Regions from separate parts of the Mus musculus genome. Here regions 1, 3, 4, 5, 6 and 7 are each linked to region 2. Evidence: chromatin loops called from intact Hi-C (ENCODE). Cell type or tissue: left cerebral cortex. All regions are shown on one strand. Region 1 has its middle 19 kb from the start of Smug1. Region 2 overlaps Gpr84 (G protein-coupled receptor 84). Region 3 overlaps Cbx5 (chromobox 5). Region 4 has its middle 4.5 kb from the start of Cistr. Region 5 overlaps Nfe2 (nuclear factor, erythroid derived 2). Region 6 overlaps Hoxc8 (homeobox C8). Region 7 overlaps Cbx5 (chromobox 5).

The links. A loop is a pair of places that touch in the nucleus more often than their neighbours do. Peaks named below come from ENCODE experiments on the same cell type or tissue, not always from the same donor. Only the 100,000 strongest peaks of a DNase experiment are listed, where the experiment ranks them.
Region 1: a loop joins it to region 2, with 6 times the contacts of the local background. A loop is called at or near these places in 32 of 42 quality-filtered maps.
Region 3: a loop joins it to region 2, with 2.6 times the contacts of the local background. A loop is called at or near these places in 12 of 42 quality-filtered maps.
Region 4: it touches region 2 in a loop (1.9-fold over the local background); 4 of 42 quality-filtered maps call a loop at or near these places.
Region 5: a loop joins it to region 2, with 4 times the contacts of the local background. A loop is called at or near these places in 21 of 42 quality-filtered maps.
Region 6: a loop joins it to region 2, with 5 times the contacts of the local background. A loop is called at or near these places in 25 of 42 quality-filtered maps.
Region 7: it touches region 2 in a loop (4-fold over the local background); 32 of 42 quality-filtered maps call a loop at or near these places.

Annotation. Positions count from the first base shown.
Region 1 is chr15:103,180,458-103,184,457 of GRCm38, forward strand. No RefSeq gene overlaps it. Among named protein-coding and RNA genes, the nearest start is that of Smug1, 19 kb to the left of the region's middle. In left cerebral cortex, CTCF peaks have their summits at 1,860 (motif pointing right), 2,086, 2,925 and 3,684 (motif pointing left); DNase peaks (open chromatin) are centred at 1,895, 2,922 and 3,608; H3K4me3 peaks cover 315 bases.
Region 2 is chr15:103,305,390-103,309,389 of GRCm38, forward strand. It overlaps Gpr84 (G protein-coupled receptor 84), which reads right to left. Exons shown (of 2, transcript NM_030720.2): 2 at 2,846-4,000. The coding sequence ends at 3,069. Among named protein-coding and RNA genes, the nearest start is that of Gpr84, 3.0 kb to the right of the region's middle. In left cerebral cortex, CTCF peaks have their summits at 1,950 (motif pointing left), 2,150 and 3,205; a DNase peak (open chromatin) is centred at 1,934; H3K4me3 peaks cover 690 bases; H3K27ac peaks cover 1,617 bases.
Region 3 is chr15:103,203,719-103,207,718 of GRCm38, forward strand. It overlaps Cbx5 (chromobox 5), which reads right to left. Exons shown (of 5, transcript NM_001076789.2): 3 at 1,774-1,960. Among named protein-coding and RNA genes, the nearest start is that of Cbx5, 34 kb to the right of the region's middle. In left cerebral cortex, a CTCF peak has its summit at 1,622 (motif pointing right); a DNase peak (open chromatin) is centred at 1,632.
Region 4 is chr15:102,740,429-102,744,428 of GRCm38, forward strand. It overlaps a transcript of Gm36560 not described here. Among named protein-coding and RNA genes, the nearest start is that of Cistr, 4.5 kb to the right of the region's middle. In left cerebral cortex, a CTCF peak has its summit at 2,382 (motif pointing left); DNase peaks (open chromatin) are centred at 2,369, 2,896 and 3,683; H3K27ac peaks cover 1,470 bases.
Region 5 is chr15:103,247,066-103,251,065 of GRCm38, forward strand. Nfe2 (nuclear factor, erythroid derived 2) reads right to left here. Exons shown (of 3, transcript NM_008685.3): 2 at 3,864-4,000; 3 at 1,147-2,383. The coding sequence starts at 3,977. The coding sequence ends at 1,376. Among named protein-coding and RNA genes, the nearest start is that of Nfe2, 6.4 kb to the right of the region's middle. In left cerebral cortex, a CTCF peak has its summit at 3,306 (motif pointing right); DNase peaks (open chromatin) are centred at 1,538 and 3,337.
Region 6 is chr15:102,990,697-102,994,696 of GRCm38, forward strand. It overlaps Hoxc8 (homeobox C8), which reads left to right. Exons shown (of 2, transcript NM_010466.2): 1 at 1-519; 2 at 1,867-3,558. The coding sequence starts at 84. The coding sequence ends at 2,159. Among named protein-coding and RNA genes, the nearest start is that of Hoxc8, 2.2 kb to the left of the region's middle. In left cerebral cortex, no CTCF peak of the experiment used is centred here; no DNase peak of the experiment used is centred here.
Region 7 is chr15:103,194,516-103,198,515 of GRCm38, forward strand. It overlaps Cbx5 (chromobox 5), which reads right to left. Exons shown (of 5, transcript NM_001076789.2): 5 at 1-4,000. Among named protein-coding and RNA genes, the nearest start is that of Smug1, 33 kb to the left of the region's middle. In left cerebral cortex, a CTCF peak has its summit at 2,167 (motif pointing left); a DNase peak (open chromatin) is centred at 2,495.

The DNA.
Region 1 (4,000 bases), 120 kb before region 2:
ACATTGAATTAAGGGCCAAACTTGGAGCTAATACAATCACTCATTTCATATTTCAATGACCAGTAGGGACTGCAGCTGTAGAGACATCTGGCATATGTTGCTGTCTCCCCAGCCCATCTCTATACCCAGTTTCACTTCCTTTCACCTGTGTATATGGTCCTACCCCCACATGACCTCAGACAACCAAGAGAGAGGGCAAAGGGATTCAGGCAGACCCTGTTCTAGTGTCCACATCAATGCCTAGGTGTGAGGGTGAAGGGGAGAGAGAGATGGGACACCATGAATCTCCCCAAATTTCCTAAGACTGGAGAAGGTATACAGGCTGGCAGACCTTACAACCATGACCTGATTCTCCATTGCCCCCACCCCCAACTAATTGCTATTCATAGGACACAGCTGGGTGATTAATGGCCTGATTAATAATTACTCAGGCTAATAAAATAATTAATTAATTTGGCAAGCCATTATTTATCTGGCTGTCCTCAACCTGAAACTCAGAAACTAGGAGTTAGGGAATCTCCCTCCAGGCTCTTTCAAAAATATAATCTTTAACAGAGTGGGTGGAGATGTCTCTCTCCATCCCAAGACCCTTCCCAAGTGGGAGAGGAAAGGACTGGGGTTTCTGAGGATACAGACAGAACTTAGAGATGAACCCATAGCAACCTCAAACCCATGGAGGGGCTGACTCGAGGCTGGGGACTTTTAAGAAAGGCTGGAATGTTGCATCTGAGCACCCAGGTTTAGGGAATTTTTTTTTGTTTGCATTCTCTCCAGCAACTTGATTGATGACACCATTCTCAACAAACGATCTTTATCTCTCCTCTTGTCTCCCAAATTTATGATTTTGCCCCCAAGCCCCAGCTTAGGTGAGTGAGGAGTAGGTTAGACCCAAGAAGTACCGGGGAGTCCTCAGTACTCTCCAGGGAGTAAGTGCCCTCCATCTGTATCTAGGCTCTGCAGCTCCCTCCCTTAGATTTGGGTTCCCAGTAAAACCAAAGAAACAGGGGGACAGCTGATCTCTTGAGAGTCCAGAGTCTACTCCAGGAGTGGTTTGTCCCATTGTCTTATAGGCAGGTAGAGGTCAGTCTAGGCCTAGGGGCACACGTGAGTCCTTGTGTGCTTCAGTGGGAGAGATTAGGTGGGCTCCCAGCAACACTAAGTGTGCTTAAGAACTCCATCTTGTTCTAGATGGAAGCATGGAAAACAGGATAATAATTAGATCACGCCTAGGATAAAAGCCTCCACAAGAGAGATGCTTCTAAAGTTCACGTAGCCTAGGGTGGTGGTGTGTGCCCATAATTCCAGCGCTAAGGAGTTGGAGGCAGGAGTATCAAATAAAGGCCAGACTCTGTTATAGGCAAGCTGGACTCTCTATGGGAAGGAAAAACTCAGTTTGGACATTTGAAGTGTACGTTAAGGATTGAGCAGGAACCTGCTAGTGAAGATTGCAAGCCATTGCCAAGGCTGTTGAGGAGCAGGACAAGTGTGGACATGGGCAAAGCCAAGGTGGCCGGAGGAGCGTCCTTTCCTGTGAGTACTTTGGAGATAGGGAGAGGCCCATACTGATTTGTGTGTTCAGAAGACAGTTCTGGCAAATGGGGAAGAGCACTGGTACTTTGGAGCTTGGCTAGGAGACCCTGGGAACAGGCTGGACTCCGGGCCTCCACAGTGGACATGAAAGATCCCTCTGAGGTCTGGGGATTCCCACTCTGCTGGTCTTGAGTCGCTGCAGAACTGCGTGGGATCGTTGTTCTTAAATCTTCCCACACCTCTGAAGGATGGAGAGGAGCCAGGCCTGCCTTAGGGTCGGATAGCGTCTATGGGGTCCACCGGCGGCCTGCAGTGGAGGCAGCGCCGCTGCCAGCAGAGGGAGCGCGCGAGACGTGCCGGAGCAGGGCCTCGCTCTCGCGGGCGCCCCCTGCCGGACACCTGAGCCTCTCCCCCCCACCTTACCTCCCCCCCACACACACACACCCGGTGTCAACCGCGGGGACGGGTCTTGGGGGACTTAAACTCCCTACTGTGTGCTTCCAAATTGCGACCACCCAGGGCGACTTGGGCACTGGAAAGAGCGAGGCGAGGCAGGTCCTGCAGACAGTCTCGCCCCGGAACCCACCGGGCCAGCCTGGAGCGGGGGTGGGGCGCGGGGCCACCCGGGCGTCCCAGTGGGCGGCCACGATGTGAGCACCTGGTCCGACCCGCCGCCGCTTCCGGGGGTGAAGGGCGACTCATTCCACCTGAGCTTCCTTCCATTGCCTCCCCCTCCCACCCACCCCGCCCCGCCCCGCCCCCCCCCCCCTCGCCGCAGCATTTTTCACACCTCCTCTCCCTACCAGTTTCTAGTTATGAGGGGGTTTCAGGTTACAGTCCTCATTTTCAGTCCTTCTCCCTGAGCATCCAGGTTTGACTACTTTGGGGAAGTCCTTCTTGGTGTCTAACCACCATCCCTCTTACTGCATCTACAGCCAAATCTGCCAAGTTACAGCCTCACTGGAGAAAGTGAGTGCCTTAATTTTCTTCCCACTCTTGCTTACAATTCCGTTCCCCTATACAAAAAACTGTCCCCGCCACTCTATCTTGCATTCCGTTCGCCTTTTGTCATCCAGGCCATCCAACGCTGCTTCTGATGGTCTCCCTCCACCCCCATTCTAATTTCCTATCTCTCCGCCTCGCTAGCTGTGCCATACCCAATCCCCAAGAGCTGGACTGGTGGAGAGCCTCAGTTTCCCTGGGAGGGCGCTTAGTATGTGGCTCCCTCCCCGCCCTCCTACTAAGCGTGATTTGGGGTGTGGGGATGGGGGATGGAGGTCGTAAGCTGCTTGCGGAGAGGTGCTCGGTGGGAAGCCTGAGCCGAGTCTTAAGAGTCCCGCATCCCGCCCGCACCAGCGTGGGGCGCACGAGTTCCCATTCTTAGCTCAAGGAAGACCCCGTGTGGCCGTTGTAGGTGGCGCAGAAGAGGGAGAGCGCCCAGGCGCCGGACCGGATTCCGGGGTTCTAGCCTAGGGTAGGGACTTATTCCTCAGCAGTGCCTTGGAATCCTTCAGCCTGTTCACACACACTCAAAAACACAGCAACCTGGACTTGTAGAATGGTTTCGCCAAACCACAAGGAAAAGTAACGTACTAACAGCAGCAAGTGTGATTGTGGTTAGACTTCTGGAAGGACTTCAGATAGGGAAGCAGGGAGACGGATATTAATGAAGGAATGGAGGAGGGCAAATGGTTTGGTCCTGGGAAGAGAGGATTCTGAGGCTGGGGTGAGTGTGGTATCGTCACAGCGAGCCTCACATGCCTGTTCATTAAGGAACTACGCTCAGCTGACAGGTGGGTAGGGAAATTTCTCCATGCCAGGGGGCCTGCTCTTTGCCTGTGCCTTATGCAGGATGAGTGTGTGGGAGCCCAGGAAATGGTCACCCAGCAAGCGGGACTGGGACCATGCACAGCCCACCCTAAGTCTTTTGAAGCAGGAATTGTGACAGCGCCGCGCTCGCTCCCCAACCAAGGCGCCATGTCATTTGCACACATTTGCATATCCAGCTGTGCTCGGCTGCCTTTGGCTGCATGCCTTCATTTGGCAGTGGGTGGGCTGCACGCAGGGCGAGTGAGACCCATGGAGCGGGCCACCTCTGTGCTTGACCGCTGTCGCCGGCTCGCGCCACCTTCTGGGCATCTCTTTGCATCCTCCAGCCGCAGACCGAGGTCCACAACCGGGATTAGACACCACCACCTCCTAGTCTTCCAGGACCACTTAGACTCCTTCCTAGTCCAACCTTCCTGAAGGACTGGTGAAGTCTGGTATCCTGCTGAAATGCAGTGTATGTGATTGGGGTGCCCCAAAACTCTGGAAACTCCCCGAATTTCAGGCAAAGATTATGATGTATGCTCTGGTTAAGAACATCCTTCGACTTCTGCCAGCAGCTCCATGTAGCTTGATCTCTTACATCTGGGCCAGGCTTGTGCCCACTGGCCTTCTGTCAGAGGACTGCAGCCTCTGGACTGCC
Region 2 (4,000 bases):
CGGCCAATGAGAGACTCTGGGCTGACCATAAATCTGTCTGCAGGAGACAGCGAAAGAGAGAGAGTGTGCTGCGAGCGGGCAGGCGGGGCCGTGGGGGAGGCGCGAATCGGGGACCCTCGGGCGGGCGCGGGCGCGGGCGCGGGCGGGTGGCGCGGGCAGGCGAGAGACTGCAGTCTGCTCGAGAGACGCCCAAATGGAGAGGGACAAAGACAGGCTTCGACAGGGCGCGGGCTCCCGCGGGTGACTGACAAAGATAGTGGTGGGTGTACAGGCATTGACTGGGTCCCATCCTAACACTCACGCCCCAAGAGAGAATACCCCAGAAAGCCTCGCTTTCCGTTTTCTTTCTTCCAGCTCAGCCTTTATTGAAATTAGGAACGGAGATGTGTGCAGAGGGTGAAGGGTGAGAAAGCAGCTTGCTTGCTAAATTTCTGTCCTTCGGTTTTGGGACTCTTGTGTCCTCTGAGTCATTCCCCAGCCCCCCAACCCTCCCGCAATTGAAGATTAGGAAGCCACTCTGATGTCTAACTGCAATCCCTATCGCTGTTCCCTCTACTCTGAGGAAGATTTTGAATTGCCTTCAAGGAATGTGAAAAAAGAACCCTTTTACAAGCCTTCAGAGAGTTGTCAACCTTCAAGATCTTGGAAGGACTGAATGGGAAGGACTTTTAGGGTTTGCCTGATCATATGACCTAGCTTCAGCAACGCAGCTGTTTTGTAGTGGTTAGTCTTTATTGCTGGTAACAGCTCTGGTTAGACTTTGCCCTCAAACCACAGTTTATCACTTACTAGCCCTTTGACTTTGAACAAATTAACCTGTTAGTATTTGTTTTCCCATTTGTAAGAAAGTATAATTGATTGTCATGGGAATTTTATGCCTACATGAAACATCTTTGCAGAATTTAGCACTACAAAGAGTGTCCCCTACTCTCAGCTTTCTACAGATCATGAAACTTGAAGCCTAGAGTGGTCCAGAGGTCTCAAGTTCATGGAAGTGTCACTCGGGTCTTTGGCCTAGCCTCAGCTGCACAGTCCCAGGTTGCACCTGGCCTGTCTGAATCCCGTCTCTGTAGCCTCAGCTTGCTATTTGTTTGTGGGCCGTGAAGAACATCTAGAAACACGGGCTCTGGATTAGCAAGATAGACTACTGGTCCTCATTGGGGTTGGGGGTGGAGGGGGTGGAGTTGAACTGTCTTTTTGTTGGTGTTGTTGTTTGTTTGTTTTTTTTTTTGAGACAGGGTTTCTCTGTGTATCCCTGGCTGTCCTGGAACTCACTCTGTAGACCAGGCTGGCCTCGAACTCTGAAATCCACCTGCCTCTGCCTCCCAAGTGCTGGGATTAAAGGCATGTGCCACCACTGCCCAGCCGGAGTGTCTTTTTATTTTGTCTTTTTATTTTCATTTCAATTCTTCAAGATTTTGTTGTTTCAAACCAGGCATTTGGGGATAGGAAGAGGCCGTATGCAGCGGGGCATCTTGTCAACCAACCCAGCTCAAACATCCCATTCTCAGTGGTCTCTTGGTGCTCACCCAGTACCCTGTCCCACCTTAGATAAAGGTAGAGGCTCTACTACTTCAGCATGATGACTCATACACAGTCCCCCCACCTCCCTTTTTTTTCTGGATCCTGAAGAAGGAAGACCAAGTATTCAAGGCCAGCATCAGCTACATAGTGATAGCCTGTTTCAAATGAAATTAAAAGAAAACCAATGGTTTCAGCAAGGATTACATGCCTGTAAATTTGCACTCTGAGGTCTGAGGCTGTAGGGCCATGAGCTCCACATGGTAAAATTATCAAAAAACAAAACATCCTTCCTCAGTCTTCATTTTCTAGTATTCAAGTATGCTGATTCAAATCCTGGGCCTCCACCCCTGGTCAGGGATCTTGCTGGCACTTACAATACTCAACCGGAAGTAAAAAAGGAAGCACAGGGAAACAGCGCCACCTGGTGGTCTTTGTGCTTTCAGGCCGTATTTACAGAATGGTGGTGCTTGAGAAGTCAGGGGTGTGCCCTGTGGGGCTTTCTTCAGCCCGTAGAGGAAAAATGGAGGAAGAGAGCCTCCAGGTACAGCGGCCACCCGCTAAGCTTGGTTCCATTTCCCCGGAGCACAGGCTCCACCTTGACTATCCCCTTGTATGGGGTGCAGTGGGCAGGATTCACTGCAAGGGTATAACCTGTAGTGTTGAATAAACCTCCTGGCCTGGATGGAGGATTTTGGCAGTAGTGGTGAGCAGTTAAGGGCTGTTTTATTAAGGAAAAAGGCACACACCTGTAATTACTCTGTGGCTCTCGTTGCAGGACGATCTTGAATTTGAGGGCAAATTGGGCTACATATGATGATGTCTCAAAGGAAAAATAAAAGGGAGAGAGAAAGCTAATTCTCTATCTGGAACCCTGTCAGTCACAGGCTACATCTATCCCTGGATAGCTGCTCTCTAAATGGCTTTGACACAGGTCACCCCAAATCTCAACTACTAAATTCCAGTTCTGACTCTGGCCTAAATCCTCCTTTCTCACGTAACCACTCCTGGACGTTAAAAGCATTCAATGCGGAGTTAGGGAAGTAGGCTTCGAAGTGCATATTATGCAAATATAGAATCTGTGTCTGTATCTCCAACATTTATGTAAAAATTGGTCAAGGCAGTGCATGACTGTAATCCTAGCATTAGGGAGGTCGTGTCAGTAGGGTCACTCGCTGGAGCTTGCTGGCCAGTCAATCTAGTCAAATTTTGGAGCCCCAGAAATACTGTTGCAAAAACTAAGATGGAAATAAACCGAGGAAGAACACACACACACACACACACACACACACACACACAAAAGCATGCACGCAAGCGCCAAGTGTGAGGGGGGGATGCAATGTCTTTATTAATAATTAACCACACTCCTTGGGTCACACAGGGTTGACACACTGATTCCTGAATGGGAAAGTGGTGTACCTCTATACCACTGAGGTTGTCTGTGAAATACCCAAGGACTGAAGGGCTCCTGTCCTGTCCTCTGCAGGCCACTCTGGTTCCGGATGTTTGGCCTGTCCTGGTGAATGGACTACTAGCTTTAAATAGCTTTAATGGAACCGGCGGAAACTCTGTGGCCCGCGTTTCAGGATGGAGCCATACGCGTGGCGAAACTGGCGGTTCATGGCTGCATAGAGCACAGGGTTGATGCAGCTGTTGAGCCAGGTGAGGTTGGCAGCCACCATGTGCACTACTCGTGGAGCACGGCCCCTGGCGTCCAGAATGTTGAGCAACAGGAAGGGGATGTAGCTGAGGGCGAAGCAGAGGAACACTGCGAAGCACATACGGGTCACCTTCCCGAACTCTGATGGGGCATCTGTGGCTCTGCGAGCTCCTGCAGTTTCCCGGGGCTTGCGATGCACTTCTGGAAGGCTTCTCTCTGCGATCTGTTGAGCTGCCTTTCTAATGCCCTGGCCCCCAGCTTCTGACGAATCACCTTCCAGGGTCTGCGTGGTCGCAGCACTGACTGGCTCAGATGAAATCCCCTCGCTGGGCCCTCTTGAGGCAACCCCGCTGTCTAGCTCCTGGAAGTGGCCAGGCATGGCTTCTTGTGTCCCAGCCACCTGATGAGAGCGGATGCTGGCCTGATGCAGCCCGTATTGGTCCAGTGCTCGAGCCGCACGCTTCACTTGCCGGTGGATGAGGCAGTAGAAGACGCCCACGCTGCTGAGCCCAAGCACAAAGTAGATGCCCATGAGGATGGTGGTGTAAGGCCGGCCTCGCATGCGGTCAAAGCTGCAGGTGCAGACAACTGGCACCAAGACAAAAACATTCCAGAGGGGGGCAAAGCTGGTCACCCCCACAACCCAGCTGCCCACCAGTGCCAGCACGATCCCCTTGGCACTGAAAACCTGGGGAAAGAGCTTAGGGTGGGCAATGAGGAGGTAGCGTCCTAGAGCAATGAGACAGAGGGTGAGGATGGAGACAGAATTGGAAGTAAAGAGGAGGAGTCCAAATATTCTACAGAAGACCGCGCCGGTAC
Region 3 (4,000 bases), 100 kb before region 2:
CTAAGCATAGCAGAGGTAAAGAGGGAATCAGAGCCGGGTGCTCTATGGGCTTGTGCTTATATTATATTACATTGTAAGTACACAGGCTTTATAACCCTGAAATAAATGGGAAGAGGGAACGCTACAGCAAAGATGCAAAAGAAAAAACGGGGCAATATGTTGTTTATGTTTTTACCTTCAATCTAAAAATCAGGTAAAAGCAACAAATCAAACCAAACTTCATAATTAAGTTTCCAAATTAAACAATAAACACACAAAAGATGAAAATTATTTTCTTCTTTGGGGTATATAGCTAGAATAAAAATTAGTGGAAATAGTCAGGTATGGTGCTATTTAGGTACATGCCTAAAACCCACCAATCAGGAGCCTAAGGCAGAAGTGGAAGCTCCAAGCTAGCCAGAAATATATTGTGAGTTCAGAGTCAGACAAGTTATAAAGCATGACCTTTGCCTCTAAACAACAGAGAGTCTGGGATTCTCAGTTCGGTTGGCAGAATTCTCATCTAATATGCAGCAAGTTCTGAGTCCAATCCCTAGCACAGCATAAAACAATACCACAGGCCGACCATCTCAGTACTTGGGAGGTTAAGGTAGGAGCACTAGTTCAAAGTAATCCTCAGCCATACTCAAAATGTGAGGCCAGACTTAAGACACTTGGGGCACTGTCTCAAATATCAACAACAGAAACAATAACAAACAAAAAACTAAGAAAAAAAATAAATGCTATGGATGGGAAGACAGACTGATCCCTGAGGCCCATTAGCCAGCCAATGTGTATCAATGAACACAAGAAAGACATCTGGCCGGGCGGTGGTGGCACACGCCTTTAATCCCAGCACTCGGGAAGCAGAGGCAGGTGGATTTCTGAGTTCGAGGCCAGCCTGGTCTACAAAGTGAGTTCCAGGACAGCCAGGGCTACACAGAAAAACCCTGTCTCAAAAAAACCAAACCAAAACAAACAAACAAAAAGAAAGACATCTGACTTTGATCTCTAGTCTGCACATACATATGAATGTGTACATATGCATACATGCACATACACATACTAACAAATATGTAAACTAAACACATAATATCACACAAAAAATAAGATATAGGATGAAAAATAATGTTATTGGAACAAAAGACAACATAGAGTAAAACAGTAAACATTTCAGTGTTTTTCTTTTTTTTTTTTAGTGTTAGTTATTATTAGTGTGTTCAGGTGGGCAGGTGAATGTAGAGGTCAAAGAAAGGAGTCAGTTTTATCCTACAATATGAGGGGTAGGATTTGAACTCAGGTTTTCAGGCTTGGCAACAGGTACTTTTACTCCTGAGCCAACTCCTTAGCAACTTTTCTCTCTTTAAAAAGAAGAAAATTAGAAGTGTCTTCGTCTTGGCTCAGTGGCTAAGAGAGATTGCTGCTCTTCTAGAGGTCCTAATTTTGGTTCCCAGCACTCACTTTAGGGAGCTTACAACTACTTGTAACTCTACCTGCAGGGAATCCTACATCTTCTGGCTTCCTTGGGTACCCACACACCAGACACTCACTCATATACATTTCTATTCATGGGAGAGACAAAATAGATTCCATTTCATATGAATTTTCACACTTTAAATACAATTACCACTACTAGTTCTCACTCAGCCAGAAGGGGTCACTGTAGCTAATCAACACACTTCCCTGCAAGCTTTTGTTTAACAATATACCTTAAGGTCCATCCTTAGAAGAGAAAACCTAAACCCCGTTTGCACAGCAGGAGCAAGAGGACAGTGACAGGAGCAGGAAGCTCACCTCTCTCTTTTTTTTAGATTTAATATCATCAGCGCTGTTGGAGAAACTGGATTTCCTCTTGTTTCCTTCTGATTTCTCCCTGGGCTTATTGTTTTCACCCTCCTTCATCTTCTTATACTTTTTCATAAACTCAGAAATTAGTTCAGGACAATCCAAGTTCTTCTCAGGTTCCCAAGTATTGTGCTCCCTGGACAAAAATAAAGACAAAAGGAAAGAATGAGGGATAGGATAATGCCCTGTTTTCACCCACTTCCCATCTCGGCAGAACTGGCGAGTGTTTGCAAACTACATCCTTAGCTTAGCTGTTTTCATTGCGAAGGGTTGTTGTAAGGAGGACATGTGAGGGAAGGACAGGAAATCTATACTTAGGGTATAGTTCAATGGTAAGGCGCTAGCATATGCAGTGCCATAGGCTTGAGCTGCAGCTCTGCAGAGAAAAAGAAATCCAACAAATTTAATCTTCAATATTCACAGAAGAGACGTGGGAAAAAGTATGTTCATAAAAGTCATGTAAAGAACTATTATAGCAGCAGTATTTTTTTCAGGACTGAGGATCAAACCCTAAACCAGGATTTTATATCTGCTCCACCACAGAGAGTACAGCCCTATAGCAACATTTTAGTAGCCAAACCCTAAAACAAACCTGAACAGTCACCAACTGATGAATGGATGAACAAAAATATGATGCAACTGTATAATGGAATAGTATTAAGCAACAAAAAGAAACAAAATACATTGAGAAAAATCTCAAAAACAGTATACTGAGTTTGTAAGAAAACATACGCTTTCTTTCTGTTTCCGTTTCTCTGACATACCCTGGCAAGATATATTTTAGATTAAACTGAAGAAATGTTCTGTAATGGACACACAGTAACAAGCCAGACCAATCTCAGCGTTCAAAGCTAGTCTGGTCTACAGAATAGTTTCCAGAACAGCCAGAGCTACAAGGAGAGAAACCTTGTCTCAAAAATACAAGACAATGCTGGGCATGGTGGCGCACACCTTTAATTCCAGCACTTGGGAGGCAGAGGCAGGCAGATTTCTGAGTTCGAGGCCAGCCTGGTCTACAAAGTGAGTTCCAGGACAGCCAGGGCTATACAGAGAAACCCTGTCTCGAAAAACCAAACTAAACCAAACAAAACAGAACAAAACAAAACGAAAAACAAGACAAGCTGGGTAGGTAGTGCACGCCTTTAATCCCAGCACTTGAGAGGCAGAGGCAGGTGGATTTCTGAGTTCAAGGCCAGCTTGGTCTACAGACCCTGTCTCGAAAAAACAAAACAAACAACAACAAATAAGACAAAACCCTTGTCTCAAAGAACAAAACAAGAAACATCACATTGTACAATTTCAATGGATATGGGTGGCTCTTTTACTATTTTTTATTTTTTTGAGAGTGAGTGCGGTCCTAAACCTCATTCTGTGGACTGAACCCAAACTCAAGATACCTGCCTGCCTCTGCTTACCAAATGCTGGGGTTAAAAGCCAGTGTTGGGACTAAAGGCATGTGCCACCACTGCCTAGAGTAGTTGACTCTTAAGGCACATAAATTATAGTTTAATAAACCCATTTAAAACTACCAATTTGGGGGTTGGAGAGATGATTCAGTAGTTAAGAGTGCTTGTTATTCTTGCAGAGGACCTGAACATGGGTAATTCCAATTCCAGTGAATCTAATGCCCTCTGGCCTCCACAGGTACCTGCAAAGTATTCATACTACCCGCCCTCCCCAGACACAGACAAACACTCACACAATTAGCAGGTGGTGGTAGTCACCTTTAATCCCAACAAGGGAGAGGCCAGCCTGATCTACAGATCAAGTTCCATGGCAGCCAGGATCACAAAGAGAAACTGCCTTTTTTTTTTTGGTTTTTCAAGACAGGGTCTCTGTGTAGCCCTGGCTGTCCTGGAACTCACTCTGTAGACCAGAATGGCCTTGAACTCAGAAATCCACCGGCTTCTGACTCCCAAGTCAGAATACTGGGATTAAAGGCATGTGCCACCACTGCCCAACTGCCGTTTTTTGTTTTGTTTTGTTTTGTTTTGTTTTGTTTGGTTTTTCAAGACAGGGTTTCCTCTGTGTAGCCCTGGCTGTCCTGGCACTCACTTTGTAGACCAGGCTGTCCTTGAACTCAGAAATCCACCTGCCTCTGCCTCCCTAGTGCTGGGATTAAAGGGCGCCACCACGCCCGGCTCCAACTGCCTTTTTAAAAACAAAACAAAAACAC
Region 4 (4,000 bases), 560 kb before region 2:
TTGCATATTCTGTTCTTTACTGGGGATGGGATCCAGGGCTTTTGCACACGTTTCCAGACTAGGCAGCCTCACTAAACAACTTGGGCTGACCATGAACTCCTGAGGCTCAGGCAGGCCTAGAACTTGTGATTCTCCTGCACCACAAGACCCAACTTTGCACATATGTTTCAAAGCTTTGATGGTGCCCTGTCAGCGAGTGTCCCATCTTCTTCAGTCCCCCTTCTCTCTACATACTTGGCTCAACAAGTCTTTTCAGAAATCTTAGTTCTATAGTCTTCTTCCTTTGACTTAGGCTGATCTGGGAAGTCCTCTCTGTGATCAAACTTTAATCTTTTCTTTTTTTTAATCTTCTTTCTTTTTTTTTTTTTTTTTTTTTTTTTTTTTTTTTTTTTGGTCAGGACTGAAAAGGGAGAAGGACCCATATAGAATCACGGTGGAAAGACAGTGATTCCCATTTTTCCTCCTCTGCCTGAATAGATCTTTGGAGATGATGCAGATGGGGAGGAAAAAGGCCCACTTCCTTAGAGGCTTTGAGATTCACAGGTGCTAGGGAAAAGAAACCCCTGAGTTATGCTTGACACATTGCTACCCCTTCTATACAGCGGGGTGGGGAGGTGCTTGTCTGATTTCTTTCTCATCTCAGAGTCCTTTGCTCTATCAGAATCCCAGGCCCTGGAGCTCCCACAGTGACTCTTGATTTTTTTCAGTGCCAACCCTCCAGGGCCTAGTCTCCTTCCTGGAAAACCAAGATTGCCAGAGTCCTCCCAACCACCAACTCTCCTTCTCCTGGTACTCCTTGGAAATCCTGGTCCAGTGGTTTGGCTCTGCAGACCTCTCTGCAAAATATGAGTCTTCTCTATGAGATATAGGGGGATCCTTCCTTCCATGGCAGGGAAATCTTCCCTTGGAGCTGAAGTTCTCTGCTGCACCATTTGCTGCTGCTGCTGGCCTTCCTGAGCTAAATTAAAAAGCAATGTTCTGTGCGTGGCTCCAGCCCTGTGGAGCTTGACTCTAGGAAAAAGACAATTACCAGCCCCTGCATCTCCCTCTTGTCTGGCCGCCTTATAATTTCTTTCTGTGGCTGCCTGGTATGCAACATTTATGTTTTTAATAACACCAGAATGGTTTTGACCTTGGGAATTCATAGTAGAATGGGGCATTGTGAGCTGCCCCAACGTGACCAAGATCAGTGTGTCTCAGACCCTCTCAGGATGGAGGCTCTGGGGTACCCTAGATTCTGGGGAGATGCATAGGGACAGATGGGGGTTGTGGGGGCAGAATCTGAGAAACTAGAGTGGACCCAGAGACACACGGGGATAGGCAGAATGAGGGTTTTGAAAGGTCGGGTGTACTCCCTCCCCAAGGAAAGTACCAAGTACCAAGTACCAAAAAAAAAGTACCAAGTGTGGTGCTGTGGGCATGTATGGGCAGAAGCCATTCACACACAAGCTCCTTTCTCTTTACCACTGGAAGCTTGGAGGGCTAGCCAGAAGAACTTCCCAGTAGAGGGTATGGACACCAGGAAGGGGCCTTTTCTCCCCTCCTGTCAGATTTCCTTCCTGGGGACAGCAAGGAGGGAGGGGACTAGAGAGTGGGGGACATGGCAAGGAGTGGGAGAGAGCCTTCTCAGAAAGACAGCTGGGTCCTTGTGGAGAAAGACCAAGTACAGCACTTGAACAGGGTTTCCTTGCATTTTCCAAGAGCCCTGGAGACAATGAAAAGCCACTCAATGAAAGAAAGGATTCCTGTGCAAAGCAGAAAGTAGAAAGGCAGGGAGGGCAGAGAGGTAAGTCTTACCCAGCCAGTGTTAGCAGCTTGCATCTCTGTGCCCGGGCCAATAGTCCTGTAAGCATGAGTTAAACAGGTTAATGGAAGATAGTGTCTTTGGTTCTGACTTTTCAAAGTCACCAGGAACTGTAGAGTATGGGTTTAATTCTGGAGTAGTGGCTGGCACCACGTGGGAAAAACCTGAGCTCCCCGCGTCCCCCCCCCCCCCGCCCCCAATCAAGAAAACCTGAGTTCTAGTTTCTGCTTGGACTCTAGGGCGTGCCATTCTTTGACCTGGGGTGTCATTTGCTGCACCCTGAGCCACAGGGTCTTTCTATGTTAGTGGTTCTAGGGCTAGGAGGGGTTGGGGAGGGGTTGGTGGTTAAAAGAAGTTGCTGAAGGAGGTGATGGTAGCTCAAGGTCTGGGGAATCTGAGAAGACGTGCTGGTGGACACGGGTGCAAAGAGGTTTTCTCGGATTCAGAAATTCAAGTTTAGTGCCTCAAGTCTGGGACCACATAGCAGGGTGACCTGGCCTCCTCATGCAGGGAGCCCTGTTCTCTGCCGCCCTCCGGTGGCCGTTTGGATCTTCTCATGTGGCTGCTGAGGCTTCAACTCCGCAGAGCTGCCTCCATCGCCCCCTGGTGGAAATTTCATACATTACAAGAAGCAATCTTGACTTTCTAATTGCGTTTGTGTTTTCCTAGATCCTGGAGGCATCCATGGCCTTTCTGAAGCTAGAAGTCCTGTCTCAAATATGACCTCCCACACTTTTACCCTAACATCGACTTGCACCGTGGAGAAAAAGGATTAAAAATGAGCGGGGAGGGGGAGTAGGCATCTCTTCTTTCTTCAGGTTCACACTTCCCTGGTTGTCAGTTTCCTAGGTGAGGATTTTCAAAGATGTCAGGGTCTGGTGACATTTTCAAAGAACATGGATCTGAAGCATGGAGCCTGTTACAGCTTTCTCCAAGGGGCACCTGAGTTCAGTCTGTCACCATCCACAGAGAGACGGATTGGCAGGCGCTGGAAGGCAAGAGACAGGGATGATGGAGGGAGATGGCGTCTTTGACAGATGCTGACAGGGCTCGTTATTTGCTAGCTCTGGATCTCTCCCACCCACAACGCTGCCCTTGGTCTCCCCCTCAGACTCAGTGCTCATTACAGACTGGAGAGAGCCCTGTGGGCAGGCAACTCTGGAGGCGCAGTGGCTGCTGCTGAGCAGTGCCTGGCTGACTGCGGTTGAAGCTGGGGTTTCATAATGACTGCGATGTTTGAAGGGGAAAATCTCCCCAGACCAATCCTGAGATACTGGGGGTGGAAAGAAAGTGAATTCACTGAACCAGGCACTAGTTTGAGTGCCTACTGTGTACAGGAGCAGTTCATATGTTTCTTGAAGGGGGGGGGCAAAAAGGGGGCAGACCCCACATTTACTGCTTCTTTTCTTGTATGCTTTTTAAGACACCAAGCTAGCCTCAAAACTGAGGATGCTCTTGGATTTCTGATCCTTTTGCCTCCACTCTCAGAATGTTGGGGTAGCAGGTTTAACTCCTGCTCCTTTTCTGTTTCATCTCCTTGCCAGATAGCTGGGGTGCAGAGTTTTGATCCTCAGGTACTTTTCTGTTCTTCACTCCCATCCCCAAGAGTAAGCACCTTTACTGGGCTTCTCACCTCTCTGCCTGGGTGCCGGGTGTGTGTGTATGGAGCACGGGGCTTGGGTGCTCCTAGTGTCTCTCCCATAGAGGAACTGAGGTTATGGGGGCAAGTCACATTACCATAAAGGCCCATGGAGCAGGCAGGGAGAGGACAGACATTTGGAATGGTAGAGAAGGTTTGGGGAGGAGCCGTGTGCTGCAGTCAGAGCCGGTGCTGCATTCTAATCAGCGCTGCGGAGGCTGCGCAGCGGCCGTCAATCATCCACACAAAGGGCCGCCCGCCCCCTTCCCCCTCTCAGGCCTGCGCACCAGCCTTCCCACTCCATCCTCAGAACGTCTGGGCAGTGCTAAGAGGCTGGGGTTGGGGGGAGCAGACCCGCCAACAGGAGGGACCCACGATACACCCAGTAAATTCAAGCAGAAACTCACAGAGTGGGGCCATTACCAAGCTGGGTGGGTCCTAGCACCCTGGAGGCTGAAGAGAGAAAGAGAGAGACAAAGGGACAGACGTGGAAGGGGAGAAATGGAGGAGAGAGGCCAGAAATAGCGGGAACTAAGACTGACACAAAGCTAGGTGCA
Region 5 (4,000 bases), 58 kb before region 2:
GGTCTTGCTATGTGATCTTGACTGGCCTAAAATCTCCCTGCCTGTACATATTTCAAAGTAAACGGAACGATAAGGCAGATTTTTGGTTTTTTTCAAGACTTTCTCTGTATAGCCCTGGCCTGTAACTCTTTTAGACCAGGCTGGCCTCGAACCCAGAAATCCGCCTGCCTCTGCCTCCCAGGTGCTGGAATTAAAGGTATGCGCCGCCATCACCACCTGGCTGATAAGGTATATTTTGAGTTGGGTGTGCCACACAGCATCCCAATACTTGATAGGAAGATTGGAAGATAAGGTCATTTTCCAGTATACAAGTAGGTGGCCAGCTTGGATTAATGTTGGTGAGTATTCCAGTACCCAGTTAGCTTCAAGGAGACACCTGATCTCCAGGCTCCTTCATGAATATAGTACATTTAGTCACATACTCAAAATTTATAGAGAGGTTGGATTGTGGCACAACATACCTTTCATCCCAGCACTTTGGAGACGGGCAATGGATTTTTTATGAGTTGGAAGCTAACTTACTTGGTCCATCCTGTCACAAAGGTAAGTCTAACGCCAGGCGTGGTGGGACATGCCTTTAATCCCAGCACTTGGCAGGCAGAGGCAGGTGAATTTCTGAGTTTGAGGCCAGTCTGGTCTGCAGAGTGAGTTACAGGACAACCAGGGCTACACAGAGAAACCCTGTCTCAAACTAAAAAAAAAGTACATCTAAAAAGAGTAGAATTGATAGCATCCCCCAAGCACAAGGGCTGGTTTGTGGCCTCTTGGGTTGAGACTAGGTGCAATGCAGAGCTGAATATGTGAATATGGAGCATCACTAAGGTGTAGGTGTAAAATGCTTTTAAATTTAGTGCCTATTCAAACTCATTCCAGAAGGATCTGGCCTCTCAGATGCAAAGTGAGAAACAGGAGAATATCAGGTGGATGCTCCAGAGACCTTCCATAGAGGATACAGCCAACTTTGGTAGCTCTTGGTGTTTAGGAATGGGGGGCAGAGGGAGTGGGGAGTCACCAATGAACTGAAGGCACATTGCTCATGCCCAAATTTTATATATGCTCTAAGTGAGCTTAGGATTTTTTTCCTTCAATATAAACTGATTTCTGAGATAATTTGGCTTCCTAACCCTCAAAGAAGACACAATAGAAAGCTATTTCCACACAGCTCTTTATGAACCAAAGCTTGGACAAGAGGTGGGGTTGAGGACCTGAGAAGCCAACACCTGGCCTCCAGGCAAACCTCACCAAATACTCCCAGGTGATATGGTTACATCTGCCTTTTGGTCTGGAGGACTCTGAGTCTTGTGGGATTAAGAAGTGCCTTCATCAGAAGGGAATGAGGGAGTCTCTAGCACCAGTGTCCACTCTCTAGACCAGCTCAATCTGTAGCCTCCATTTTGGTTCCACGGGGTACCAGAAAGATGGCACCATCAGCAGCCTGTTGCAGTACATATTCCTCTGGTGAGTAACTGTTGCCAGATTCATCCCGAAGATGCTGGAAAATATCATGGTACAGCTCTGCCAGCTGTTGGCGCATGACCTCCAGAGTGCGGTCAGCCTCCCCTCGGGCTCTGAGAAGCCGCTCCCTTTCACTGCTCAGCCGCTCCAGCTCTCGCTCCAGCTGCACAATGGTTTCCAGTTTTCTCTTGCGACAGTTTTGGGCTGCCACCTTGTTCTTGCCCCGTCGACGGATGTCCCGAACTAGAGCCAGCTGGCTCTCCGTTAGCGGATACTGTGCCAACAACTCATTAAAGTCATCTACCGGCAAGTTAACTATCTTGTCCGTAGGGAAAGGAATCTTCATGGCCAGGGCTCGCCGCTCGTCCCGACTCCCTGCCTCCCCACGGACAGCAGGCTTAGCCCGAACTGGACCGGAGGATGACTCTAAGGCCAAGGGTGTCTCAGTGGGTGGAAGAGTATAGTTGGGATGGGCCAAAGAATTGGGCATAAGTGAGTAAGGATACTCCACTGGGTACATGTCCGCGTACTCGCTCCTCCGCCTGCCAGCCTCCATACCCTCTAGCTCAAGAGATTCTGCATCACTGTAGTTGAGGGATAATCCTGAGTCAGATTCTGGGTCTTCTTGGGGCTTGGGTTGCCCCACTGGCAGCCCAATGTCCAGGAGAGCTAAGTGGTCTGGGAGGGGCTCATTGAGCAGGCCTGAAAGGGTAAGTGGCTTTGACACTGGTATGGCTACATTACCATAGGAGTATGGTAGTTCTGGGACATGGGGAGTAGATGCTGGGAGCTCATAAGATGGTGGGGGAAGGGAGAAGCCTGCATCTGGATGAATTGAACAGGGGCAATATGTTGGAGGTGGCAGTGGCCCAGGGTATGGGGTGGGTGCTTGAGGCTCAAAAGATGTCTCACTTGGAACATTTAGACCCTGCAAAGAAAAAAATAAAGAGGATTAAGAAGATCGACTATGTTGGGCAGTGGTGGTAAACACCTTTAATCCCAGCATCTAAAAGACAAATCCAATCTCTGCGTTCTAGGGTAGCCTGCACCATAAAGTAAACTCCAGGACTATATAGAGAAACTCTGTCTGGGAAAAGGAAAGAAAGAAACTGGGTATGGTGGCACACCTTTAATCTCAGTACCCTGGATGCAGAGGCAGCCAGATCTCGGAGTTCAAAGCCACCCTTGGTCTACAGAGTGAATTCCAGGACAGCCAGTACTACTCAAAGAAATCCTGTGTCTCCGGGTGTGGTGGCGCATGCCTTTAATCCCAGCACTCGGGAGGCAGAGGCAGGTGGATTTCTGAGTTCGAGGCCAGCCTGGTCTACAGAGTGAGTTCCAAGACAGCCAGGACTATACAGAGAAACCCTGTCTCTGGGGAAAAAAAAAGAAAGAAAGAAAGGAAGAGAGACAGAGAAAGAAAGAATGAAAGAAAGAAAGAAAGAAAGAAAGAAAGAAAGAAAGAAAGAAAGAAAGAGAAAGAAAGAAAGAAAAAGAAAGAAAGAAAGAAAGAAAGAAAGAAAGAAAGAAAGAAAGAAAGAAAGAAAGAAAGAGAGATAAAGAAAGAAATCCTGTATCGAGAGGAAGAGAGGAAGGGAGGAAGACAGGAAAAAGAAGGAAAAGGGTAGTGAAGAGGAAAAGGCTGTTTAAGCAGGAATAAAAGTCACTGTTGAAACCTCAGAAGACAACCTCACATTGAACTGGTTACAAAGTCTCCTCAAGCCAAATGGCTCCTGTTCCGTTATTTTCTTCAGGAAGACAAGGTCATTATTATCCAAGATGGACTCTCAGAACCCTTTTCTGCTGTGGCTATCTAGAGTCAAAGGGTCAAGTTCAGGACTTTGCCATTCCCTGGGTGCCCAGCAGAGGGAGCCAGTGTGTGGAGGGAGGGTCTAAGGGCAGATCCTGAGGTGGAAGCAGGCACAGAGCCCAAGCTGAGGGTTCACTCTCTGTCCAGTCCCAGGTGCAGTGAGGAGGAGAACACATATTACAAACAAGGCCCCCAACTTACTTAGTGGAGCTATCCTGCTCAAGCCTAGCTGAGGACAAAGGCACCATTGTTAGACCAACAGACACCCCTTTGTCCTACATTCAGGAGGAGAGGACCCCAGCACAGTCTATCTCCCCTTTCTGAGGCCCTTTAACTAAGGCTCTGCTACCTGGAGAAAAAGAGTTTGTTGCTAAGGACGAGGAGTGGTAATGAGGGAAGATGGACAGAGCTGGAAGAGAATCGGATCAGATGAGAAGATAAAAGGGAGGAGTAGAGCAGAGAATGGTAGAGAGAGATGTAAGCAGAGCAGCTGGACAGAAGCCTACAACCCCAGCCAGAGTCTTCCCTTCCCCCTGGTGTTCCTCATTGCCCCCCTACTCTCTGCTTCTGGCCAGGCAAGAGCCCACCCCCTACTCACCTGCAGCTCAGTAATGGACATGATCTCTTGCCAAGTCAGTTCCATCTCTCCAAGCTCCCCAACAGGCAGCTGTGATAACCTGTTCCTGTTCTGCTGAGGAGGACACGGGGGCATCCTACTGTGCCAGCTGATGGCCC
Region 6 (4,000 bases), 310 kb before region 2:
CCCGGGGGGAGGGGAGTTTCGGGGATACCCGGCGGGGGAGCGTGATCCAAGGGGAGGGGGCCGCGGGTTTTCATGTACCCAGCATGAGCTCCTACTTCGTCAACCCCCTGTTTTCCAAATACAAAGGCGGCGAGTCCCTGGAACCGGCCTATTACGACTGCCGGTTCCCTCAGAGCGTGGGCAGAAGCCATGCGCTGGTGTACGGGCCCGGCGGCTCCGCGCCCGGTTTCCAGCACGCCTCGCACCACGTCCAAGACTTCTTCCACCACGGCACCTCCGGCATCTCCAACTCGGGCTACCAGCAGAACCCATGCTCGCTGAGCTGCCACGGAGACGCCTCCAAATTCTATGGCTACGAGGCGCTCCCCAGACAGTCCCTTTATGGGGCTCAGCAAGAGGCGAGCGTGGTGCAATATCCCGACTGTAAATCCTCCGCCAACACTAACAGTAGCGAAGGACAAGGCCACTTAAATCAGAACTCGTCTCCCAGCCTCATGTTTCCATGGATGAGACCCCACGGTGAGAAGCCTTTTCTCTTTCCCCCTTGGTCTCCCGCGCTCCGGGGTCTTCCCCCCTCCCTCGCCTCCTTTTTGTCTGCCCTAGCTCGCTTTCCTTCCTGGCTTTGGGGGTCTCTCCCACTCCACTCCCGTGCCTGGGTGGGTTCCTGGGAGATTGAAAGGCTTGGCTGGGGGTGGAGCGTGGGGTGCCTGAGACATTGTGCTTGTTGGGGTGAAGGTGGGGGAAAGGTGACTTGTGGGTGCAAAGGGTTAAAAATCGTTTTCTCTATTCCTTCTGTCTCTCCTTCTTCCCATCTGTAAAGCCAAAGTTGGGGAGATGGCTGGCAAGGACACCCTAAGTAAACTGAGGTTATCAGTCTTTGGGGTTGGTAGCCAGTTTTCCCAAAGACATTTCCCAACGCCAGCCATCCCAAGACAGTGACCAGACTGTTGGGTGAAAAGGAGACCCTTTGCTATCTCCCCCTAGTCAGGGAGAGGGGCAAGACCTCCCCTCTCCCAAGGACAAGCATTCTGCCTCTCTAGGATTGTCACTTCTTCCCCTCAGAGAAGCAGCCTGAAGGCCACTACCCCAACTTTTCTGTACTTCCTCCAATTGAAGAGAAGACTGAAAGCCCGAGAAGAGGAAAATGATTGCTCAAAAGGAGAGAGGGGTCATACCAAGTAGGGGCCTCTGAGATCCAGGGTACTCGAGTCAGGCTACCCGCCAATCAAGAACTATGGAGTCTCTTGGAAAGCTGTTTAGGTCATGAGCCCCTCCAAGGGTGGCCCTTCATGGCCCAATTTCGAAGTACAGGGGGAAGAGATAACGACAAGTTCCGGCAGGGATGGCCCTTGATTTATTTTTGGTCTCCAGTTAGCAATCAGGCAGAGCAGTGATACATTCCAGAAGATCAATTATTTTTCTTATTGGAAAAGCATTAGTCAGAGATCGGCAAGGAGGGGGCAATTGGCACAGCCCCCTCTCCTTTAACCCCAGCCCTTTTCCTTTCTTTTGGAAACAGATTATTTCCCTAGGCCGCCTCACTAAATGCCATTCTGCACTTGTAAACAAAGCTGCAAGGGCTAAGCTGTAGGCCTGAGGGACCCTGATGGCTTCCTTGTCCACCTCAAGCCCTTACTTTTCAGACAACCACGTCCCAGCCCCCACCGTCACCCACCTCCCAAGGTGAAGGAAGTCAAACCAAAACAGCTATGGAAACTTTTCCTGCCCTTGCTTGCCTTCTGCAGTCGGCCTTATCGGCAGGAGGGAGGGAGAACTGGGAATAGCAGAGAGGGAAGTTTGTGGGGCTGTGTTGGGGGGCGGAGCCCCCACCCAGACATAACCAGACTGGGGTTCTGTTCTGTTCAGCTCCTGGGCGGCGCAGCGGTCGACAAACTTACAGCCGGTATCAGACCTTGGAACTAGAGAAGGAGTTTCTCTTTAATCCTTATTTGACCAGAAAGCGCCGGATTGAAGTCTCTCACGCCCTGGGACTGACAGAAAGACAAGTGAAGATTTGGTTCCAGAATCGAAGGATGAAGTGGAAAAAGGAGAACAACAAGGATAAACTGCCTGGGGCCCGAGATGAGGAGAAGGTGGAAGAAGAAGGGAATGAGGAAGAGGAGAAAGAGGAGGAGGAAAAGGAAGAAAATAAGGACTAAGGAAAAAAAGAGAGAGAAAATCAGCCCCCCCCCCAGCAACTCCCTTGAAGTTTCGTTTTATGGTAGCAGATAAATTGAGAAGTTTACGACTGTCATTTGCTTTTATAGAGAATAGAATGACACTCACAACTCTAACTACCTGTCAGATAGTTGCAGCTCTGCTTTTATTACCTTTGGGCTTCCCCCACTCTTTATTTGTCTGGGGGTTGGGAGGGGGAACCTGAGACACAGGGAAAAGTTCTGTTCTACTCCATGCCCAGCATACACTCTCTTGTTCCTGCTCCCACCTTCTGAGCCCTTCCCCATAAAGTCTAACCCTTCACACACACACACACACACACACACACACACACACACACACACACACACACACTTCTCTCCACACTCCCTCTTCACGGTGCTTCTCTGGTATTTATTTTAAAAGGGATTCCCCTGAAGATATAGAAGATGATTCCTGGCTTTGCTTGTATGCTGGGAATTAGAATACTGGATAAACAGTTTTTTTTTAATGAAAAGAAAGAAGGAAAAAAACAGGAAAGGGGGAAATGAAAGGAAAAATTAAAAAGAAATAAAAGATAGCAAAGAAGATTCCCCTCCCCCTCTGAGGCTCTTTCCTTAGAAAAACCCCCTTGACTTTCTCCAGGAATCTGCTGGAAATCAAGGAGATGTGGGTTTCTCTACCCACCTCCTTCCTGAGGGGTCTATTAGAACTGGCAATGGTCTCTGAAATCCTACCTATCCATCCCATAGTCACTTGGGTCCATGCCTTCCTTGCCTTGCCTTTGCTGTTTGATCTTTTGGGCCCCCGGCTTCCTCTGAGCTGTGTTAGTGTTTGTGCTCAGAAGTCACCATAATCATGAAAATAATATACTGATAATAAATCTTTAACATACTACCTAAAGGGAACCTGCAATAATCTTGGGGGAAAAAAAAAAAAGAAAGAAAAATTCCTAATACAGGAGGGAGAAAAAAAAAAAGAAAAAAAAAGAAAAAAAAGAAAAAAGGAAGAAACCTCCAGCGTATTTTATCACTACCTATAGAAAGAAATCCTGCTTTGAGAGTATTTGTAATGCGGTTTTGTTGTTGTTTGTTGCTGCTTCTTTCACTAAGAAAAAAAAAAATCCCAACAACTGAGACTGCCTAGCCCGCCGGTCTTGTGCGCTTTTATTGTGCTTCTAACCCCAGTAGAGTAGAACTAAACTGCACTGAATGTATAGTTACTCTGTCTTGAATTCTCTGTTTATGCAATGTGCTCGAAAGGAAAAAAAAACGTTAAAATATATCTATAATAATAATTTTGGTCATTTGTCTTTATGTCCAGCTATGAATGTAGATTTTGTGTCCTGAAAGCTCTGTTCCTGGTCCAAGTACTTTGTATTGTATACGTGAGTCATAATAAAAAAAAAAGAATTAAAAAGTAGAGCTGGAATGACTTGCTGTTTCTCTATAACTCTTCCCCATTTTCTACTCCTCCCTCTCTTTATTCCCTTTCCCAGCTCTGCAAAAGGCCCCGCACTGATCTTGCTTTGGGTGGTGGAACTTGGAAGTGGGGTGGAGAGGGCAGGCATAGCAGGTAGGGCAGGTGGCTAGTGGGGGGAGGAGGAGGAGGAGGAGGAGGAGGAGGAGGAGGAGGAGGAGGAGGAGGAGGAGGTGAAGAGAACATCTGGAAGGGAGAAGGAAGAAGGGTTACTTACTTACACTAGTCTTAATAACCAATGAGGTTTGTAGGTATTGGGACCTAAGTGGGAAGACAGAACTCATGCTTTAGCTTCCTGGTCTCTGGGCTGGGTCCATATAAAGAGTTGGCCCTATGCTCTTCCTGTGACTATGCCCTTTCTTTC
Region 7 (4,000 bases), 110 kb before region 2:
TAGGTTTTGATCTATTGTGACATTAATGATCACAATCAGTTGACTTTGAAATTGTCTGTAATTAATGACTCCTTCCTTGTCAGCTTTTGCCTCCAGAGCAGGATCTGCCCTTCCTTCACCACTGTGTTTTAACTCCTTCTCTCACTGACCTCAGAGACAAACAGCATTGGTGAACCACTTTTTCCCATAAAACAAGACTTTAAAACATATTTCTGACAGGAGCAATAAGAGATGATGTTAGGTGAAATGGGGGCCAAGAGGAAAGGCAAGAGAATAAACTGTCACTGAACAGGAGAGATCCCATTTTAGACAACGACCAAAGTCAAGCTTCATGCTCAAGTGGCAATGACAGAAGTAACTACAAAAAATGAGACGAGGTAGATTAAAATTCAAAATATTCAGTACAAGCAAAAAACAAACAAGAAACTTCACATTTTAACCTTCTAAAGCAGTTGATTTCTGAGAATTCTGATTTCTATAGTCAATTATCCAAGTAGAGCTAAGATCTTTATCTTGTGCTCTCAAAAGTCAGAATGAGAACCTGAAAACCAGACTGTTTCTTATCTGGGAGGGGCGTCATGCACAATGAGGAGCCAGAACACATTATTCCTGTGGAAGGTTTTGATATAAGAGACACAGGAGCTGCTTGCTCCCCAAAGGCAGACACTCAGATATTAGCTGACTTCTAAGCTTTTCTCTAACAAAGTCTGTCATTAGATGGTATGTTTTAGGCTTTAAAGCCAGACTAATGTTGATTTCTCCAAAAGGGTGAGAAATTGAACAGTGTGAGCAACTTGCTAAAATGCCCATTAAGAAGAAATATACAAACAGACCCATAACACCACCACATACAATGAGATCTTCAGACAATACAAAGTCATGAATACTTTGGCAGTCTAAACAAGATGGTTCTTATGCTCACGTATCTGCACTCTTGGTAATGACCACATTTCTAGCTTTATTTTCTGCAATATTCCACATGGCCAGTTAACTCAGTTCATCCAAGACAACAGGTCTTTCCCACAGATAAACCAGTTAATGGCACCCTCCTATTGCAGATCCTCCCCCTCCTCCCGTGAGAACCCAGTGCTTTGCTTCATGTATTCTCCACCAGCACTCAACCACTGAGCTAACTGCCCACTAAAGGCTCATGCTTCTGTATACCTGTTGCTGCCCCAGACCAGTAATTTATATACATGTGCAATATTCATTATACAAAACTATAATGATCAACTCATCCCATACCACTATCAAAGTTCTCTAGCAAAGGAGTTTAAACTTTGTATCCTGAGCCAAAATGTTTGTTGAATGAAAACAATATTGATGTATGCTAAAGTGGTAGAAATGTGAACAGCACAGTGTATAATGTTGATGGATCACCCAGTTCACCTCTGCTTTCGTGTAAAGCTAGCAAAACTTGAGCATTAAAGGGTGAAGCCGGCAAGAAACAGCCAGGATTAAACAGAAAAGGGGGGCGGGGCGGGGGAGAAAAAAAAGAAAAAAATTCAACATTAAAAAGATGTTTTGAAGGGTGGGAGGTGGCACCCACTCTTCCAGAGGACCAGGATTTGATTCTCAATACTCACATAGCAGCTCACTCCTATCCCAGAGGATATAAGACCCTCTTCTGGTCTCCTAGGGAACCAGGCATGCATATGGTGCACAGATATACATGCAGGCAGAAATCCCATATACACAATAACTTAATTAAAAAAAAAAAGATTTTGAGCCAGGTATAGTGGCACAAAACTGATACAAACAGATCCTAAGTTCAAGGCCAATCTTTTCTTTTTTTCCTTTCGCAACAGAATCTATACTGGTCTGGCTGGCCTAGAACTCACTATATAGACCAGACTGGCCTCTAATTAAGATTGGTCTACTTCTGCCTCCTAGATGCTGTAATTAAAGGTGTATTACACTATACCTGGCTAACATAGGTAATTTTGAAGGTCCAGTCTCTACAAAAGAAGGAGCCAGATATGGTGACAAACACTTACAATCCTAGAGACTGGGAGATAGAGGCAAGAGATCAAGAATTCAGCTTGGCAGGGCTGGAGAGATGGCACAGCAGTTAAGAGCATTGACTGCTCTTCTAAAGGCCCCCAGTTCAATTCCCAGAAACCACATGGTGGCTCACAACCATCTGTAATGAGATTCAATGCCCTCTTCTGGTATGTCTGAAGACTGCTACAGATGAAAAAAAAAATTCTTTTCAACTTGTCTATACAGCAAGTTGAGGCTAGCCTGGTATCAGAGACTAAGTCTTTAGAACAACAATAAAATGGTGTATGGCGGGGAAGGGGCAGAAAAAGACATCAGTTCAGTGGCACAGCACTTGCCTGGCATGTCTAAGCTCAAGTCCCAGTACCACAAAATTAGTTTTGAAAGAGGATTAACACAGGAGAATATAGTCAAGTGTTTAGGAGTATTTCACCTTTGGTTGTGAACTCTTTAGAGGGAAGATAGCTCTAGGAAACACTTCTGTCCAAGGCTGCAATTCTCCAGCAGAAACAAGCTACTTGGCACAACACATGCTGGAGGCACAGATGGGTGTCTGGCTTCTTTACACTGAGTGTTGAAGATAATACTAGAATCCCGGTTCCCTATTTCTATATATAACCAGGAAAAGTACTAAGAAGAAAACAAGGATGTTTTGGTAATAGTTAACAGAAAACCAATACTCCATGAACTTTTAAGAGAAAAAAATTACAAAGAGCATTAAAACCAGCAGGACACTTTTTCCCTTCATTTTTTGCATTACAAGGCATTAACTCTCAGACTGTATCCTCGGTCCTTTTATTTTTTATCTTGAGTCAGGGTCTCACTAAGTTCCCAAACAGGCCTTGAACATACAGTACCCCTGTATCAGTCTGGGACTGTGTACTTTTTTGTCACCAGGCCAGACTTCTTAGGACTAATCTCATTATTATGGTTTATATTATATAGGACTAAATATCATTGTTATGGTTGCCCAAAGGCTAAGATTTTGCTTTAAAAAATATGGTCACTGCAATGTACATGCCCACTACTCCTGACTACTCAGTGGGTGGTCCTTTCCTCTAGTTGCCAGTCAAGATCCTCAGGAGCTCTGGCTACTTCTGTGCTATTTTCATCTGCCCTAATTACTACTAGCCTTGGTTGCCTGAAGGACAGATCTGCTCTCTAACCATCCTTCATTTCATCAAGTTAAGTACAGACATCGGTCACTTATCCAGCATTTGATATTGCCTCTAACATCTTCAGACAACTACGGACTACAGAGAGAAAAAGCTCACCCATGTGAGGTATGGGTTAGGTGCTATTCTCCCACCACATTACCATTCACAAGTTGTTCCTGGCTGACTTAAGTAAGGCAAAGCTTCACTGTCTGTCTACCATGTCACTGCAGTACAAGCTGCCTTCTCAACGGTGCAGTATAATTGTTGGCATAATTTATTCAAGAACACAGAACTCAAGTAGCAGCTGAGCAGGAAAGCAGTGTTAACAAATGCTGTGAATGGGTCTAGGGTTTGCATATTATCTGGCTCATCTGTGGACTGAAGCACTCCATCCATTCCTCTCATTACTATCAACAACCCGGTGGCTAGATGCTCTGGCCCAGACAGCTTTGCTTTAAAAAAATCAAACGCAACAACAAAAGCAGCTCAGTAGCTGACGAAGTCTGGAATTAAGGCTACTTCAGCGTTTATTCTTTTTCCTCAGCGTTGGAGCTGGGACAAGACTGCTCAGCTCCAAACTCTGTTATTTCCTTACTTTTAGTCCTGATTCTCCAGCTTCCTCAACTATACAAGAAGAAAGAAATGAAGAGAAGATGGGCATTTTTCAGGGGACAAAAAGTAGAATAGGAGCAGAAATAATAGCAAAGCAAGAGTAAACCAAAAAGGAAGTAGTTTGTTGTGAGAGAAGGTTGTGTCAAAAAGTTAATATCAAGACCTGTCGGTTTCTGAGGCCATAATCTTCTATGTTTTTAAAATAAGCTACAACTAAAAATCCTCAGACT